2 separate regions of the Mus musculus genome follow, and region 2 is linked to region 1. The links are chromatin loops, found by intact Hi-C in ENCODE. Cell type or tissue: heart. All regions are shown on one strand. Each heading gives the region's core, and the rest is flanking DNA. Links, peaks and the distances in the headings are about the cores only. Region 1 overlaps 4930441H08Rik (RIKEN cDNA 4930441H08 gene). Region 2 has its middle 110 kb from the start of Gm44689.

Evidence for each region. Peaks named below come from ENCODE experiments on the same cell type or tissue, not always from the same donor. Only the 100,000 strongest peaks of a DNase experiment are listed, where the experiment ranks them.
Region 2: a loop joins it to region 1, with 5 times the contacts of the local background. A loop is called at or near these places in 1 of 42 quality-filtered maps.

Annotation. Positions count from the first base shown.
Region 1 is chr7:71,932,458-71,942,581 of GRCm38, reverse strand. It overlaps 4930441H08Rik (RIKEN cDNA 4930441H08 gene), which reads right to left. Exons shown (of 3, transcript NR_130995.1): 2 at 7,269-7,417; 3 at 3,391-3,481. Among named protein-coding and RNA genes, the nearest start is that of 1700011C11Rik, 24 kb to the left of the region's middle. In heart, for the core only: no CTCF peak of the experiment used is centred there; a DNase peak (open chromatin) is centred at 5,721.
Region 2 is chr7:71,586,365-71,596,488 of GRCm38, reverse strand. No RefSeq gene overlaps it. Among named protein-coding and RNA genes, the nearest start is that of Gm44689, 110 kb to the left of the region's middle. In heart, for the core only: no CTCF peak of the experiment used is centred there; a DNase peak (open chromatin) is centred at 8,648.

The DNA of each region.
Region 1 (10,124 bases), core at 1,067-9,066:
TGTACTGTATGCAGAGAGCAGGACCTCTGTGAACTCTAGTCAGATTGAATTGCACGGGCAATGGAGTGACCTTAAGAGTTTACAGTAAAGAAAAACAAAGGCTGTATAAACAGGACAATTGAAGGGACACTTACAACATTCACAAGGCACTATTGGAAAGGCAGGGAATGCTATTTTCTTTTGTTTCCAATTTGGTCTTTCTCATTCACTATTTGCTGAGAATCACTGCCTGATAAGCCATGGATTGGGGTCTAGATGTAGCCAAGACTTCAACCTAAGTTGTTATTGAAATAAGTTAAATCAATCTCTGTTCATTATTTTTAGCCTGTTCTTAAGCATAACATGTTAAACATAATATGATCCAGACCTGAGCTCATTCCTGGACCTCTGCAGTGACAGCATCACTGTCATTATTTTTTTTTGCATCTATAAGTACAAGCTCAGTAGCTTTCCTGTTTTCTGCACACTCAATGTTAGTACTCCAGCAACCTGGCCCAAGAAAGCAAGTTTTCTAAGCTGCAAACACCTTTAAACTGATCTGCTTCATTAGAGATTCAATGTAACAGGATAATAACAAAAGGAACAGTTTGTGCAGTGAATGCATGAGCTGCCTAACCACTGTGTGCAGGGCTAAGCATCCCTGCCTTGCACAGGCAGTAATAAGCAAGGATAGAGTGGGAAATGGTACAAAAGCTACATGCCTGTCCCGGTATGATCAGTGATTTTTTTATGTCTATGTAAAAAGCTCTATTTAAGCTCCTTGCCCCTTAATGACCAGGCAGCTGTTTGGAATGCAGGAAGTCTGCAACTGTCTCAGGGCAGGTGGGATTTGTGTCATGCACAGTGTAGCTCTATCTCTGTTGATTTCCAGAAAGATAGTCATCCCACAGTCTCCCTGACCACTGTGTCCATCTGACCAGACTCCGAGGAGTTTATTATCTGAAACTCCTCACGGTGTGGGCTCAGTGACAGGTGTGTCAAGAGGAGAACAATAACCAGAAACAGATGTGTGGAATATTCACCAATATGTCAGCAACTATGATGCATTTCAGCAGAGTCTGCTCTCATCCTGAACAAATAAAAAAAAAAATAATAAGAGAAAAGAAAGGAAGAAAGAAAGAAGGTACATTTGTTTCCATGAGGCCAATTTCCATGCCAAACAGAGCATCGGTCTGGCTCTTGTGTTTGGTACAAACAGGACTCACACACTCAAAAATAATGTCAAAAGTTCAAAGGGTGGAGAGTTAAGAATTTTCACATGGGCAAATAAATGAGGTCTGCTGATTGGCTGGCCTTCACTCGGCTCTCCATGAAGTGTCTCCTTGGGACTAGGGTGATGTGTGGCTTTGATTCCCTGCTCTTGTTCTTCCATAACATGGTTTGGAATGTAGCCCAGTCCTAAGAGATTGGGGGTCACTCCGGCTTGATAGTGTAAGGTCAGAAAATGGAATGAAGCTCGGATATCTCAATTGAGATTTGAGTGTATATAAGTATAAATCAAAACCGAAAAATCCTTGAAGGGACACCTTGCAGCTGTCGCTACAAATGAAAGGTTTCAAAATAAGTAGATACAAGCATGTGGGGACGACTGCAGCTGATAATTCCCTGCTGGTCTTTCTAGAAGAATACCAGCGTGCAGATGAGCATTTAGAAGTCTAAGCAATAATGCTCAGTGAGTCTTTAATAAATCTTAAATTACTTCTTGAACAGTATTTTAGGTATTTAAAAAATCACCTTCATTACAGACCTTTCATGGTATTATAGAAATTTAGAAAATTTACTAGGAAGTCCAGTACATATCAGATTAACAGGACCATTTTTTTCTTGGAATATCATAATAATTTTACAGTTAGGTCATCCATTCAGAAAGAAACGAAGAAAGCTAGGGGATTTTTGTCTCCTTTTCCTCCTAAATGGCACTGTCTCATTTGGCTGTAGGATAGTCAGGATTTTATGTTTATTTAAACAGACATCTCTCTAGTTTATGGGCATATTCCAGGGAAGAACTGCATGTCGCTTCGAGTGTAGTTCTTATGGGCAAACACCTGATCCCCCTTAATAAAAGATAAAAGGGAAACAGTGCCCTTGCCGTACATTGAGACACCCCCCTTCCTGCCCTGCTGCCTGGCAGATCCAGCCTTATCAGTTGACCTTTCTTATCTGGCGCAGCATTGAATGTGCTGCACTCTGAACAGTGGTTGCAAGTGATGCCTCTAGTGCCACTTGAAAGCCTCTACTGCAGAACTTGTTTGCATTCAACAGTGTTTAGGATTATGGTTATAAGTCCCAGGGGTTTCAGAATACATGATAGTGTGTAGAACTGCTGTTCAGCTGAGCCAAAGTCACCTCTCCCTCAAGTAATGTTTCAAGGCAACATTTTCTAAGAACCTCATTTTAGGATCTCCTGCTATGCTCAACAAAGGTGGCTCCACTCATACGACATTATCTTTTGACAGGTCTCTTTAATGTATTTCTTGTCATTTGTGGTTTAGAAGAAGTCAATGTATCACATTTACACAATGAAGTTTGGGCACCTGCGTAGGGCCTCAGTGAATATTTTCCAAAAGGATTTTATGTCCAACACTGATCCTGAAGACTGTGAGCAGATTTTAGACTTAAGAGTGACCCGGGGTCACAGAAGTTTGAGATATGGTAAATTAAACTTAGTAAGTTATATTAAATGCAGAATCTCCCAGAACAGTTAATACCTGAGATTAGTTGCATGAGATTGCTGAACCAAACTCAAACTTGAGACTTTTCTAGATTTGTTTTATTTATTATTATTGTTGTTGTTATGATTATCATCATCGTCGTTGTCATCATCATCAGCTGCCGCAACAGTAGTTAGTAGTACTCATCTTTCTTGTGTTTTTGAGATAGTCTTTCATATTGTAGCATTGTCTGGGTTCAGGCATACAACATACAGCTTGCCTCAACCTCCAGCACGCTGGGACTATAGGCATGTGTCAACACGTGACTCTTTCTCCTACACTTAAAAAATTTCCTTCACTGTATTTAAGCAATGCTCTTTTTTGGGGGCCTATTTCCCTTTGCTTCATGTTCCAGGGGGTTTAGCAAATGCTGTGCTACATACTGTGGTTCTTGTCTTCCCTCTTAGAAGACGAAAACTGCCACGTCTCAAGATGGCTTATGTCAAGAGCAGGTGACATCGGAGTTTAAATTAGATTAACTGGCCTATAATTTTATTTAAGCCAAACTGAGAGGTTTTTTTTTAATTCCCATAAATGGACAAACTGTTATGTACTTGAAATGGAAAAGAGAAAGGAATCAAAGCGTTAAAACATGTGGACTAACCTCTTCAGCAGACACCCACATAGAGCTTCGCAAATCATTTAAAATGTGACAAGGAAAAAGAAAACCTGATCAAGTGACTGTCCAAATAATTATAGTTTATTCTTCAACTTTTCCTCATTGAAATCACGTTGTCACAGAGTAGTCATCTTGACACGACTAATTATTGCTATGCAAGAAGAGAGAAAGAGAGAGAGAAAAAAATCTTTAAATTGTAGTTTAACTAATTCTCGTCTTTGAAGAAATCACTGAAACAAGGGGTCTGTGAAGAATAAAAATCTCCCCTCTCTCTTCTTCGACTCTGGTTACTCAGGACTCTGCCATCCCCTCAGGAACCTCTCCTGTGACTCTTCATCTGTCACCTTGACCCCAAGTGTTAGCCATCTAATTCATCAAAGACAATGTGCCACACTTACAGAGAAAAAGCATATTGAGCTGGGTTAGTGTCAAAAGATGACAAGAACCAAACCTGGCCCTGCCATCCAGAGGTGAGTTCTTTACTGCACACTCACTCTCTTCTGTCTCAACCTCTTTGCCCGTGGCATGTTTCCATGAGATCAGATGACACCACGGATTCCTTGAAGCTAGAATGGCACGTGCTGCTCTGTCTATGAGCAGCATCCTCAGTCTTCCACAGGAAGCAAGGCAGTGACACCTCAATTGTTAGAGATAACTTCAGGGTAGTCAATGATTGGTTAACTATGGTCACATTTGCCCTTAATGGAAATGGTCCTGAATTGAAAGAGGGGGCAAGATTCAACTCCATCTCCGAGGAGTTATCTGAATATGTGTGCACTTGATACTGAGCTTTGACTAGGAACAAAGAGAAATTTCCATTCTGAACTCTGTCCCAGTTGATAGTGCCCAAACTAAACACAACTAGGAATCGTTCTCAGAATAACTAAGCGAATACTTTCCACATATCCATGGCTCCTGTGTACCAATGGCAGTGGTTGGACTGAGATCAGCTCTAGTTTGCAAATAGGAAAAGGAGATTCCACATTCTGCATGGTCCCATTGAAGACTTAGGCATTAAATCGCTCCTCGAATGGGAGCATTATAGACCAACCAAAGGCTTTTCTTTTTCTTTCTTTCTTTCTTTTTTTTTTAAAAAGAATATATATAGATTTCCACTTTTACATAATCTCAAATCAAGGAAAAAGCAAACAACCCATTGAAAATTAAGTTGCCTAAACTATTCCAACAAGCACGGTTTCAGGTGGCCTGTATAAGGATGCTTTTCTTCCCAAGAGAGTTATGAGACCCTTCCAGGGAACTTGTTCTAGGCGATAAGAATGAGGCCAGTGTTTGTTGACATTAAAAGGACATGGCATCCGCACCAGGCCAGAGAAGGGGCTGGTTGCACAAATTAAAGTCAAGCATATCACAGCCAGATTAGCAGAGCTGAGTTAGCTGTCTCCCATTTCTCTCCTTTTCTTTTTCCTTTTGCTTTTTTTTAACATCTCTAAATAAGTGTGTGTGTGTGCTTGTGTGTGTGTGTGAGAGAGAGAGAGAGAGAAAGAAAGAGATATTTGTTTTGTGTCATCATCCTTTCTCACCTTTTCCTGTTCCTATTTCTCTAATTACATGGGGATACCATTTACAATAAAATATGAGGAAAAAAATTAAATCAAGATGGCTACTTAATCTGCATCTGACTTGATCTGGCCACTAGGAATTTTGACCTAAATACACAGTGGAAATGGAAAGCTCCTGAAAAATGATAATGCATGCAAATTATGTTAGCAAAAATGATTCTGTTGTTATGAAAAATTAGACAAAACCAATATGCTGGAAGGTTTTCTTTCTTTCTTTTTTCTTCTTCTTTTTTTCTATCTTAAACAGATTTGAAACTCACTGGAGCCGCCTCTTCGTGTACTAGAGGGTTGCGCTCAATGGGTCAGTTCACCCATGAAGAGCTTTAATTGCTTGATATTTTAAAGGAATTTTCTATTTTATTAGTAGAGGGAGAAGGGCAAGAGCGAGGAGGGAGAGTCATTTGTGTGGGAGAACTGAAAGCTGTATGTGGGAAGCTTGAAAGTTTCAAATACAACATCCTTAATGAACAAAAATTTCATCCTCACAACAGGAAGCTGATTTTGAAATCTGTCATGGTCTCTGCCACCAGAACAGGGGGACAGTTTCATGAGACAGGAGGGTTGTGAGGTAAACTCAAATTAAAAAAAAAAAAAAGTTAAGTATTAATTTCAGCCAAGCCAAAGGACAAAGCTAACACAACATTTTAGTTGTTGTTTTAATTTTTCCCACGTCAATTTCCTCCAGGAACACAGAATGGGAGGCTCACAGGCTTGAACAAGGAAGAATTGCAATACAAGCTCAGTGCGGCTGCTGTGGCTTCCTGCTCTCCTTCCGCACCCCCACCCATGACTTCCTTTGTTCCTTAACCATGAGGCAGCTGTTTCCTCTGGAATCATATTCCCCAGCTGACAGGTCTCTGCATCCCAGAACCCCCTGTCCAGAAAGCGCATCAACTCAGCCTGCTTCTCCCCAACCCTTCTCCCTCCCCATAGTAGCCCTATCCCCAGCCCTGGGTTCATGCTGACTTTCACAAGGGAAGAAATCAGGAAAAAAAAAAAAAAAAAGAATAGTGGCCCAAGCATTTGAGATTTTCATCTGCAACTGGCAAAGCAAGTGTTGTAAAATATTCAGGATCTCAGGTCTCAGACTGGGAAAATGTTTCCAGAGCTGTCTTCTGTGAACCAAATGTTGCTCAGCATCCGTTTCCTAGCTGTCTTGTAAAATTAGTGCTTTGGAGCACACACATCAGTATAGGAACTATTGTTTGCCAGAAACTGGGACACAGCTCAAGGTAGGAGGTACACTGTGTTGTAAGTGGTAGTTCTTCCTGCAGGATCTTAGTTTTATTATGTATTTATACTAAAACTTTGGGGTAAATAAACAAGCAATAGAAGAAGTCTCGTGTATTATATATATTGAAAAGGGAAGCATTCTGAAAGCATAAATCCATACTTATATCACTGTGAAAGTTTGGAGCATTTATCATCTGTCATAATATGTTGGTAAAATGTGAAATAAGGAAGAGTAAGGTATGTGTATGTTGATTAATGCAAGGTAAGAAAATGAAGCAAGAAAGGTTCACGTTAGCTGGGGTTCTCCAGAGAAACTGGACTGATTGGAGTGTGCTAGATAGGTAGACATTTATGGGTGATAATGTTGGAAAGAATAGATAATGATAGGAAGGTGGAGGATGGCTATAGGTACATTATAGATTAGTTACAGAATTATTACAATGATGATAGAGGAAAGATACATAAATGACAGATTGATGATAGATATAGATGATAGATTGATAGATGGATGGATAGACAGATGGATGGATGATATGTGAAGTGATGTCTCTAAGATAAATGAGAAATGAATACATATGTATACATACACATAAATACAGAGGTAAAGATCTGTTACAGAATTGAGTCACATAAGAACACAAGGAGTCCCACTATCCTGTGTGTACAAGTTGGAGAACCAGGAAAGACTAGAGTATAATTCACTCAATCAAGAAGGATGATGGTGTAAGTTTGGTTTCGACTACAAAGGCTGGGAAATACAAAGTTACAAATATCCCTGGCATCTAACAGTCCCATTTTGAGCAAAGAGAGCTGTGTTCTTCTCCCACTTCTGTTTTGGGGGACCCTCAGAGTTAGATGATGCTCCACCATACTGTGCAGGATAACTAGTCTGTTTAGTAGTTCATATGTTGAGGTCTTCTGGAAACAGCCTCACAAGATTACCCAGAAACATTTCTGTAGCTGTCTGACAAATGCCTCCATGAAGAAACAATAGCAGAGATACTCTGTGAACTGGCAAGAAAGTGAAAGTGATGAGACACTGACTTAGTAAAAGACCCATGAGTGAAGGCACACGTTTTGGACTGAGGATGGATCTTGGAAACGACTGGGCAGCTGCTTCATCACCTGTAGGGAAGAGTGAGTTCTAGGGTAGTACGTGTGGAGCTCCAGATCCCACAGAGTCCTGAAGGAGAGCCACAGGCAGGGCTCGTTCTCTGGCTGGCCATTGGCACCACTGGGTTTCTGATGGTTTTCATTCTTCCCCTCTCTGTAGCCTAGGAAAGCAGTTTCATGTAGTAAGATGTTAGAAGTCTATACTTATACAGCAGAAGAATCCATGACTTCAGAACTCACCTTTGTCACTTATTAGCTAAACAACTTTAGGCCATTCATTAGAAAGTCCCTGAGCCTCAGATTTCTCACTGTTAAACAGGAAATGAATTGCATTGCCATAGACTAAGGTAAAGATTAATCATGTGCTCAAATTGTTGCATAAATGTTTGCTCTATAATAATCATTATAAAAGAGTACAATTGCTTTTTATTATGGTTGTTGATGTTGTTACTAAGGAGCAGGGTATATTTAAGTTATTTGAAGAACAACCTAGTTAGAATCAATATGTTCTCCATAAAATGCAAAGAAATTAAGTTGAAGAGTTAGAGATATCAACGTTGTAAGTCCATTGGATGACAGATGATTGTTTTTGTGTAGTAAGAAGAGGTTTTAGAGCCTTGGTGTTTGTTAAATTATGAAATTTTTCTTAAAATCCATGAACTAATATAATAATTTTGAATTCTTAATGTTTATATGAATTCAATACAATTTACAATTATCACATAGTCATAGAGAAATATTCATTAAGAGTAGGGGGTGCTAGAGAAAAAGGAGAGGGGTGGAATGGAGGTTCGTGCAGGGGAGACCTGGAAGGGGGATAACATTTGGAATTTAAGCAAGCAAAGTGATTAATAATAATAATAAAGAGTAGGAATGCTTCAGCCAAGTTACTTGACATAGGATTCTGCCACACTACAGGATTGAGCCAAGATATGTCATTCACCTAAACCTTGTTTTTCTTATTTGACAAATGAAGATAAGAGTTTTTTTTTTATTAGATATCTTCTTTATATACATTTCAAATTTCAAATGCTATCCCAAAAGTTCCCTATACACTCACCCTGCCCTGCTCCCCTACCTACCCACTCCCGCTTCTTGGCCCTGGCATTCCCCTGTACTGGGGCATATAAAGTTTGCAATACCAAGGGGCCTCTCTTCCCAGTGATGGCCAACTAGGCAATTTTCTGCTAAATATGCAGCTAGAAACATGAGCTCTGGTGGTACTGGTTAGTTCAAATTGTTATTCCACTTATAGTGTTGCAGACACCTTCAGCTCCTTGGGTACTTTCTCTAGCTGAGCCCTGTGTTCCATCTTATAGATGACTGTGAGCATCCACTTCTGTATTTGCCAGGCACTGGCATAGCCTCATACGAGACAGCTATACTAGGGTTTCTTCATCAAAATCTTGCTGGCATATGCAATAGTGTCTGAGTTTGGTGGCTGATTATGGGATGGATCCCCAGGTGGGGTAGTCTCTGGATAGTCTATCCTTTAGTCTTAGCTTCAAACTTTGTCTCTGTAACTCCTTTCATGGGTATTTTGTTCCCTGTTCTAAGGAGGAACAAAGTATCCACCCATTGGTCTTCCATCTTCTTGATTGTCTTGTGTTTTGCCAATTGTATCTTGGGTGTTCTATGCTTCTGGGCTAATATCCACTTACCAGTGAGTGCATATCTAATGACTTCTTTTGTGATTGGGTTACCTCACTTAGGATGATATCCTCCAGATACATCCATTTGCCCAAGAATTTCATTAATTCATTGTTTTTAATAGCTGAGTTGTACTCCATTGTGTAAATGTACCACATTTTCTGTATCCATTCTTCTGTTGAGGGACATCTGGGTTCTTTCCAGCTTCTGGCTATTATAAATAAGGCTGCTATGGACATAGTGAAGCATGTGTTCTTATTACCAGTTGGAACTTCCTCTGGGTATAAGCCCAGGAGAGGTATTGCTGGATATTCCAGTAATATTATGTCCAATTTTCTGAGGAACCTCCAGACTGACTTCCAGAGTGGTTGTACAAGCTTGCAATCCCACCACAATGGAGGAGTGTTCCTCTTTCTCCACATCCTCACCAGCATCTGCTGTCACCTGAGTTTTTGATCTTAGCCATTCTGACTGGTGTGAGGTGGAATCTCAAGGTTGTTTTGATTTGCATTTCCCTGATGATTAAGGATGTTGAACATTTTTTCAGGTGCTTCTCAGTCATTTGGTATTTCTCAGGTGAGAATTCTTTGTTTATCTCTATACCCCATTTTTTAATGGAGTTATTTGAATTTCTGGAGTCCAGCTTCTTGAGTTCTTTGTATATATTGGATATTAGTTCCTTATCAGATTTAGGATTGGTAAAAATCCTTTCCCAATCTGTTGGTGGCCTTTTTGTCTTATTGACGGTGTCTTTTGCCTTACAGAAGCTTTGCAATTTTATGAGGTCCCATTTGTCCATTCTTGATCTTACAGCATAAGCCATTGCTGTTCTGTTTAGGACTCTTTACCCTGTGCCCATATCTTCGAGGCTTTCTCTCACTTTCTCCTCTATTAATTTAAGTGTCTCTGGTATTATGTGGAGGTCTTTGATCCAATTAGACTTGAGCTTTGTACAAGGAGATAAGAATGGGTCAATTTGCATTCTTCTACATGATAACTGCCAGTTGTGCCAGCACCATTTGTTGAAAATGCTGTCTTTTTTCCACTGGATGGTATTAGCTCCCTTGTCAAAGATCAAGTGACCTTAGGTGTGTGGATTCAATTCTGGGTCTTCAATTCTATTCCATTTATCTATCTGTCTGTCACTGTACCAGTACCATGCAGTTTTTAATCACAATTGCTCTGTAGTACAGCTTAATGTCCGGCATGGTGATTCCA
Region 2 (10,124 bases), core at 846-8,845, 350 kb after region 1:
AATACTGTGCTCTTGGGATACTGTTGCCTGGCTGGAAGCTCTCTATTGGTTACAGAGAATGGAGATCAACTGAAAACCCACATACATCATATATACATTCTACAGAGGTGAAGAAGTGTACTCTGTTAGTCTCTGCAGTACACTCCATGCTTCTGAAACCTTAACCTTGGACTAATACTAGTTTGGAGATGGGATTGTTAAGTCTCCAAAACCTCACAAATGCCTATGACTGTGCTCAGTGTGCAATTGTCAGATATTTACTGATGACCTAAGAATGGGAAAAGTTGACTGCTATCAGTGCCCACATCTTCTATTTGCCCGTTTTCCTCATCTACAAATGCTTCAGAACTATGCTGCCTACCATGATTTCCACTTTCCGTGTCTTAGCATAAACAGAGAATACACAGGAATTTGGGGGGGGGGGTTAAGTTTTATCTGGGAAAGTTAAAAAGCAAAAATAAAGTATGCAAAACAATATATCACCTTTACTATAAACAGTGAAGGTACAGGTTAAGTAGGAGCACCTGAGTCTCACCAATCACCACTGCTGCATCTGAATGCAGGCATGGAGGAGAGTCTTCCTGGGGGGATACCTCGTTTCTCATTTCACTAAGAGATGGTGAATGCTTGACATTAAACATGAGGCTGAGAAGGGCAAGTATTCTTCCTGAGACCTCCAGAATAGAATGCCCTTCGTCCTACACCATGAAACTTACGCTGTGAGATTAGTGTTGGCCATTGAGTTTAGGGAACTCTAAACCAGTGGTTCTTATTATTTAATAGGGCTGGTGTGCATGGCAATCTGTTACAGCAGCAGAGGGAAATTAAATCTATCACTTGAAAATCTGTGGATCTGTATCTATCTCAAAAGTCAACAATGGAGAGGGAATGAAGACAACCTACCACTGAGTGTCCGCAATGGTATACTGATAACAATTATAAGAAAAAATGGGCTATTAAAAAAGTGGATTCAGTAGTGAACACATTTCCAAAGTTAACAAATTAAACCCCTAACAAATAAAAGAGAGATTGATACTATATTGCTCCTGGCATGATGCTACAGGATGTACCAACTAATTATGGGTGGCCCTTGTAAGAAATGAATGTATACTTTGTATGAATTGCATAAGATAAGAAAAGTTAACTTAAAAGTATAACTGGAAAATATCGACATGTAATTAACAGGCCTAGGATAAGTTTTCTTTCTTTCTTTCTGTCTGTCTGTCTTTTTCTTTTCTTTTTTGAAATAGGGTAGGATATAAATCTTCAAATATGATTTGTGAACTTTAAAATATTAAAAATAGATATACTATATATCTCTCTACATAAGACCATAGATACTTATGTATCTCTGTGATGGTTTGAATATGCTTGAATAGTGGCACTATTAAGAGGTGTGGTCTTGTTGGAATAGGTGTGGTGGCATTGTTGAAGGAAGTCTGTTGCTGGGCAAATGGGCTTTGAGATCTTCCTCCTAGATGCCTGGAAGCAACAGTCTTCTCCTGTTTGCATTCAGAACAAGATGTGGAACTCTCAACTCCTCCAGTGCCATGCCTACCTGGACCTTCCATGATAATAATGGACTGGACCTCAGAACCTGTAAGCCAGGCCCAATTAAATGTCATTTGTAAGACTTGCCTTGGTCATGGTGTCTCTTCAGAGCAATGAAATCCCTAAGACAATCTCTCCCTCCCTCTCTCTCTCTCTCTCTCTATATATATATATATACATATATATACATATATATATATATATATATATATATATATAGGATAGAAATTTACACATGCAAAAATGGTTCCTAATTAGATGTTGTTTAAAATTATATAGAATAGCCTCTCATTTTTAGAAAATGAACATTTTAGTACTGAATGATTTATTGGTATTCTCTTTGAAACGTAATGTAAACAAAAAAGCAAAGAGAAAATTGTGGGAAAATATTTGTAATTGTTTAACTTTAGTAAATAGTGCATATGTATTTAATAAAATTTCATGTTACCTTAAAAAACATGATAGTTTTAAAATAAATTTTAAAATAAGAAAGATTGACAAGTAGTGGGATATTTTCAAATTATCTAAATGATTGGAAGGATTCTAAAAATAGGAATGGAGCTTTCTAGAGCTTATTGTGCTGACAATTAAATAGACCAGATAAAGTGTTTAGAAACTGTGTGACACTGATGAGTCTCAATGGTAGCTCAGGCCTACATAGTCATCCCATGTGTATGTATCTGCATTATCAAGCCAGTTATAGGGTGCTAACCCATAAGCAAATGGCACTCCAAGTCATAACAATCAAAATGGCCAAGCAAAGCCGTTTCCCAAGAACTGAACAGTCAACAAGAGTAAAATATTTATACTGACTTAGCAGCAATTAAAAGCCAAGGACGACTCAATCTGACACTAATGAGGCCCCGATAACAAAGCCTGCTTCCTGGAAACTGTGGGAATTCCAACCATCTGCTTGTCTACCTAAATGGTAGGAGCTTCATGGCATTGCTAAGGCTTTTGTAGCAGCCAGACGTCCTGGCACCATACTGGAGGAAGCACTGAAGCAAACTCCCTTAGCATGCTAATTTTAGTTCATCAATATCTCATGTTAGTAACTCTTCAGAGCTCATTTAATAGCTACCAACATTCAATGGGATTGGGCATTATTTCCACAAAACAGGGTAGAAGGAATCCAAACAGTGGCATATAGTTTTGATCCTTTCCGAGAAACTGCATACCCACAGCTTCAATAAACACTACCACAGTGAATGGAATGAAAACCATTACAAACAAATAATGGGTTACTTCCTACATCCACTAGGCTATATCCTCAGTAAACTTTCTATGTAGAACAAATATAGTTACATGCACTTGAGTGACATGTGGACTCGCCTCTCTTCTTCTCTTCTGAAAGTTCTTTCAGTGTGTAAATCTTCCCCCAGTTGCTTATTTTTCTCTTCTCTGTCTCCCCCACATATCCTAACTCTCCAAAGCCTAAAGACCACCACTTCAGAGTAAATATAGAAATGATCCAAACTGAGGAATTTCTTTGTCTAGAAACAGAAGTTTGCTTATTTTAGCCTTCTAGGCAGGATGCAACTGGACATAAGTAGTGTCAACTTCTTTGACCCGTTTTACAAAACATTTAGGAATTGTCACATCACCTTAATGAGATCCCCAAAGGCTTTTTCTCTACTGAAATACAGTCTTAAGGACTGGGAATTTTTGTTCTGCAACCAAAGTTTCTACCAGTGCCCCTCCATTTCCCCAGTTTTTTCCCTCTAAAGCACAGCCTTGCTACAGTTGAGTGATTATAACAGACTCAAAGCCTCTGAAAGTAATGGGGTTACTCCAGCATCACAGTTCACTGGCCAGCCTCATTTTGGAAAATTCATCTCCCTTAATGTCGTTATAGTAAGGTGAGGCAGCCCTCACCTACACGGTGTGAGCTCTGACGCTTTGCAAAGCAAAGGCCAGAAGTAAGAAAGAAACAAACAGAGGTGGGATGCATCCAAATAATGTTAGTGAGGAAAATGAGTAAAAAAACAGAACAAAACAACAACAACAACAACAACAAACAAACAAACAAAAACCCTTATAACATACAATCTCTCATCAGGCCCAGATGGTTTTTTTTGTTTTGTTTTGTTTTTTGTTTTTTTTTATTAATTGGCATATTCACTGAAGGCATAAATTAAAGCTAGATTAGGCACAAGAATGTGCCCAAGGAGTGCACTAGTGGATACAGACTTTCAGAACAGCCAATCTCTGGCATGATCAACATGGAACCTAGGATCTTGTTTCCTTTAGAAATGCTTTCTTCAGCAACCATTCTTGTCTCATCTTTCCTGTAGCAATAGTTGTACCAGATCAGACATGTCCTGGATTCTAACCTTCAGTTCATTGAGTAGTACAGAGGAAATATGAGCAAATGTTAAAAAAAAAAAAAACAACAACAACAACAACAAAACAACCCACTGCTGGTCTAGTACTCATCACATACTGTTCAGAGCATAGCTTGGGGAGGAAAGAGTGGTGTAATGCCCCAAGGCAAGGGGAGAAATTGGGCAAAGTTTTCTGTCATGATGTCATGCTGAAGTGGACTTCTGAAAGACCAACATCCTGGTAGAGGAAGAAGCAGAAAATTGCTCTACTCTCATGAGTCCTGTGGGATTCTGAAAAGCATGGGCTAGGTGCCTAGGTCCGGATGTTGCAGATCCCAGAGGTGAGTAATGAGTGAAGAAGATGAAGAAGTAGAGGCAGGGCAACAGAGTAGATGAGCATTGTAGGTGCATGGTTCTGAGAAGTGAAAAGTGATGGAGGACCAAGTAAGAAGTTTTTAATCATGACTATGCAACCCTGAAAATGATCTCATGAAAGACTAAATAAAAAGCAGAGGTTGACTTGAACTAGGTCCAAAGAAAAGTGAACATGTTAGACTCTATTCTTATCTTCTTTTATCTTGGTCAGCATAGAGGGAGATGGGAAGGGGCTATGTATACTAGCTGTGTTGATGTTTAACAGCCACAGAAAAAGGGCAAAATTTGCAATGTCAGTGTCTCTGACTTGTGCACTTATTAAAGACAACTTCCTCTGCACTGTCTTCTATCAACCTTAAGCAGCATTTGACAGACAATAAATTAATTCCTGGAAGAGGCATCTTTTAAAACATTTGTAGAGTCAAAGGATTTTAAGTCATAGGCTACAAGGGGTTCTATGTAATTACAAAAGTACTGAACTTTATGTAATTAGGTTGAGGCATGTAAGGGAGCCACTGTGTTAGCATGTGATACAGATTGGTGTAATTTGAATATCAGTCTATACAATTTTATCCTATAAAGACCGAGCCACATCTTCTTTCTTTGGAATAGCTGTAAATGAGTCTACTGCATCTATTACACAAATACACTCTCCTTTTCCCAGGAAAGTTAGATATTCGGATGGCACTTATCCAGCACAACACGTTCAATGTTACAAGGTTCTGATTCTGACACTGAGACACTCCAGACAAATGACACATTGCAGAAGTGAAAGGAGCTAATTTGGAAGTTAAGAGGGAGCACTGTGGGAAACTTCTCTATGGAAAAGACTACATAGATTCTAGACATCTGAACAGAGATAGGAGATAGTAACTTAATCTTAGTAGATGGAAGAGTGAAAAGAATGGAGATTTGTATCCATCAAAAAAAGATGTTTAAAGAAATCATGGTACATGTATGTTAATGTAGCATAGGGTTGAGATAAAGTGCTTGCCTGACATACATGAGACCTGGATTCCATCTCCGTTAATGGTAAGAGAAAACAAAAAGAGAAAGGTTTTAAAGAAATAGAAGCACATGAAACTGCTTAAAGAAATATCATGAAAATGCAATTGAGAAATGGGGGGAAAACTCAAAGATTTTTGCTCACAAAAAGTTATGTTATATTGCTCACAGTGACCCCACAATCTGTGCATCTAGTGTACAGACTAGTGAAATAGGCTATAGTGGTTTAAATAAGAAAGGTCTTCCCTGTGCTCTGGCATTTAAGCACCTCATATCCAGTTGGTGGCAATATTTTGGGAGGCTTAGGAGGTGTGGCCTTAGGGAAGCACGTATGTCAATGGGGGCTTGGGAGTTTTAGATCCACCTATTTCCAGTTCATCCTCTCTGTCTCAGATTTTCATTACTGCCACAAAGCCTGCTCTTTTCAGCCATATTACTCACCATTATGTTGGGAACTCTGAGACAAAATAAGAACTTTCCCCCATAAGTTGCCTTGCACACAGCGTTTTATCATAGCAATGAAAAAGTAACTGAAACACAGGGTTTGCTCACAAATTCAGAGATCAACATGGGAAGAAGCCATGCTGTAACTCACCCAGAGCTCCTGAGAAGGAGAGTTATAGTCTGTGTGCTGGATGTAAGAGGAAATTTTCTCTACGGACTTGGGCTGAATAAGAGAAGTCCCCATACCATGATTATTTGGAAAGTGACTAGTCAAACTCAGGGATGAGTTTTTAGTGTCATTTCCTTTGAAATTTATTTAAAGCTAACACGTGCAATGATCATAAATGATCATTATATTTAAAAATGAGTGGACAGAAAGTCCCTAAATCTCTGAATACAAATTCATGCACTTTTTTTTTTCAAACGCTACCCAAGTCATACCACATGGGAAATGGATGACTAGAGGAAGCCATTGCTTTTATCTATGTGTGCAAACATATACAGATGAGTCAAGGGAGCCTATGGAAACTCTTCTGTGGTGTAAAGTGTCAATGCCGACTAGGAATATGGTATTTTCCTAATCGTCGTCCTTGACTCATATTGATTTCCTGATGTGAAATGTTCTCTTAGATTTTAGCCTAATTTGCTAATCAAGGCAAACAATGCCTGGAACCTTGGTGGGATATTCCAATGTTAGAAGATATTTTCTCCAGTGACCTGGACATTCAGATCCTGAAAAGCTTTTGGGTTACAGAGAGAAATTGAAGTCAGGGAGTATGGCCCTGACGCTGCCTTGTCTTTATGGACAGGATATCTGGTTCATTGGTATAAGAGTTTGTGTGTAGTGTTCAGCCTTTGGCGTGGTAAGCTTGTTATTTATTGATATAGCTTCAAAAGGTCACAAGCCACCATTGGATTTTGTATTTTTTTTTTTTTTTTTGAGAACAGTGGACTTATCCAAAGGGAAGAAAGGAAGATAGCTTGGGTCTCTACAATTGTCCTTTAGCTTAACCATGCTGACTACCTATGCTAAATTAAGTAGATATTCAAGAAATCTTGATGCCACAAATGAAAGTTTTGGAACTTAAGAGATTTTTGATAAGCTTTCAAATATTTCTCTGTAAGACTGCCAAAAAATCAATGTACAGGGTCAGTTACTACAGCAAGATACTCTGATTATAAAAATATAATATGGCTCAAGCTGTGCCTGCATGTGCGCACATGCATGTGCACTCAAGTTTGTGTATGGGTGTGTTTCTATGTGTGGGTGGTGCTAGGCAGCAAACTCCAGTTTGGAGATGCTAAATAAGTGCCTTCCCACTGAGATATATACCCAATCAATACCTGATATGACTTAACAGCTTCATAGTCAAAACAATGAAAGTAAGAAAATCAAGAGCGTCTTTTCTTTTTGTGTGTGGTGTGATTGTACATACACATCCTGCTTGCAGGTGTGTGTGTGCAGGTAAGGTTGACTCCTTGGGCCTTCCTTGTTTTTTTTGTTTTTTCCTCTACCTTATTCATTCTTGCAGGGTCTCTCATTTGAGCCAGGAGCTCAGTGATATAGGGAAGTCTAGATAGCCAACTTTCTCTGAGGATCTGATCTCTATCTCAGAGTGCTGGAGTTACAACTAGCATTTTATTTGGGTAGTAGGGGTCTGAATTACATCCTTATCTTGCATGTATGCATCCTCTCTGTGGAGCCATTTTCTCCACCCTCTACACCAAGTGTTACTTCACTTTAGGTACAGCAAATACTCATTGAGGCAGTTCATATCATACAAGAACAGAGCATGACCAGCTCTTTGCAAATGTTAGGATGACACAACCCTGACTGTGTACTATCACTGCAGCATCCAGAGAGCTCACAGTTTCTATATAAGAGCAGATAATAGGAGACAAATGGTCTTTAACACTAGCTGTAGGATTCATTTTAAGAAGAAAAAAAAAATGAACGCACCTAAATAGGTTTACGTGTGATGATACAATTTAGATTTGTTTGACATATTGTGGTGTAATATTTGAAATGGCTAATAAGTCTCTAAAGCTGCTGCACACAGGAAAACAAATTAAGTCTGCCTATTGTAAAGAGATTGCCTCGATATATGAGATGGGAAAACACAGAATGCTTCTCTTAAGTACTCTTTAAAGGTGGTCCTTAAGGAATATATGATAAAGAATGGGACGTTTGCTGGGGCATTTTAGCCTCAGCAAAGCCATTTATAATTGCCAATGCCATGCTGAGTAGGCTCTGGAGAAGTGGCGTCTTCATGGCATATTTAAAAGCCAGCTCACAACTACCAGTAAGAATGGCTCATAAGGCTGACAACTCCTGATCTACCATCGTAGTTACTTGGAAAATAAACCTCTTTCACGCACATTAGACCTTAGAGAACACACACATTACAAATTATAGTGGAGGTAAGTCACCATTTGTCTAATTGATCAATTTAGCATGTTTGAAATGTTTGTGATGTTAAAAAAGGAAAATCTTCAGGAACTTAAGAGTTGGAAAGGCGTTTTAGAAAACTCACATTCCATCAGTCATTCAAACGATGCATTGAGTATGAATCCCCCCGGTTAACTTGAATGACATCATGGCCCATGTAAGAGAGCTGAAATTAATCACGGTAATTCTGTTGTATGACCTACTTTGGCATTTTCATCTGACAGAGCCAGGAAATGGGCTGGCTAATAGTCCATTTTGGAGTATTCAAAGATCTTAGCAATTCCATATTTAAGGAGGTTAATAGGATACTAATTGGGGCCTAGGTGAAGAGTTCACAAGAAAAATGAACTCACCTGAACATGAGGCGCCCGTGCAGTCGGGTTGCCCCCACCCACTACAACTGCTCTTCCAAGTGGCTTCACCTTGCAACTTAGAGGGGAGGAAATCTTGCACCTTGGGAGACTTGAACAGCCACCATTCTGTCTCCTGTTTCCTGAAAAACAATGGCTGGCCAAAGGCCAGGGTCACAGAACGGTAGGAAGGTCAGCATTCTGCTTCATAGGAAACAGAAGGAAAGAAGAAATCCCAAGGGCTAAAAACGTGTGCTGAAATCAAGCCCATTTCAGAACTGGTGCAGATTTCAGTAGAAGTGCTCTTTGCTAAGACTTCAGAAGTTCTGGTGTAAAAAAGAAAAACATAAATGAACTCCTCTTTGCCATCTCTGAAAAACAAACATGGCGTGCATCACGCATCTGCTCGTTTAATACAGCAAGTTCTGAAAGTCTCCAGTTTGGTTCAGTGTTACTCTGACCAGCCAGTGCTGCCACACAACAGCCCTGAAATGCAACAGAGAATAATATATCTTTCCGTTTTCTCCCCTGTAAGCAAATACAACAACTCCTCAGGTGTCTCTTAAATATTTCAGGCTCCTCTGCCCTCTGCCACACCTGGCAATGACTACCCTAATGGTACCTCTGTGTTGCTGTTTCTCACTTTGTCCTATTAAAATGGTCCCACAGATCACCCAGTGTCCTTTCTCTAATATTCCCTGGGGCTTTTCTGTACAGAAAGAGTTAAGAATCTTTCTTTCCTAAAGGTACATGGCATGTCTTTCTATCCCTCCTTCTGTGTGCAATCAATCTTGCAAGTTTCCAGGAGCCACTGGGATTTTTAAAAAACAGCTGTAATCTGCGGCCATTGATGGTGGAGTAGATTGTTTGCCAAACTATTACCATAACTGTCAAACAAAATCAGAAAAATAATCTCATTGTGCTGGACAGATGCGTTTCCTGCATTATTGATATAGTCGCTCCAGAGTAATAGCGAAATATAAAGCATTGTTCTATTTACAAAAGGAGATTGGCCAAGTCCTTGAAAGTAAGCATGAGGGACAGGCACTTACAGGAAGTGAGATATAGGGAGCTCAGGAAAAGTTATGTGCCAGAGTCACATGACCCTACAGTCAGCATGAGAGCCCAGCTGCAGGTGGTTTTCTCTGAGTCTAAAAGAGCTGTTCAAATGACTAAGGCAAGCCCGGTGGAATTGGTCACTCATTTTTTTTTTTATCCCATACTCCAACAGTTCTCCCAAGTATATAAGCTGTCCTAATGTGTCCCCTACACTGCTCTGGGTAGTGAGTGGCCCTCTTTACACCAATACTTCATAGGAGAGTTGAATTGTTTATCTTAAGCAATAAGCCCATGATATAAAGAGTTGGATATAGCTCATGTTGAGAAAGGTAAGTAGTTGCTGCTGCTCCATGGCTGTTCTACCATGATTGGAACTATGAATAATGCTGAATGACCCTGCATGTTGAGCGTGCACACTGGGAAACATCGGGGCACGGCATATTCACTATCTCTAATCCATTCAGTACACTGTGCAAGGAAGACATCATCTTTTATTGTTTCTTCATCTTACTGTTCACCGGCTGTTCAAGGAAGTTTTGTAGCGTGTGGAATGACAGAAATCTTCCA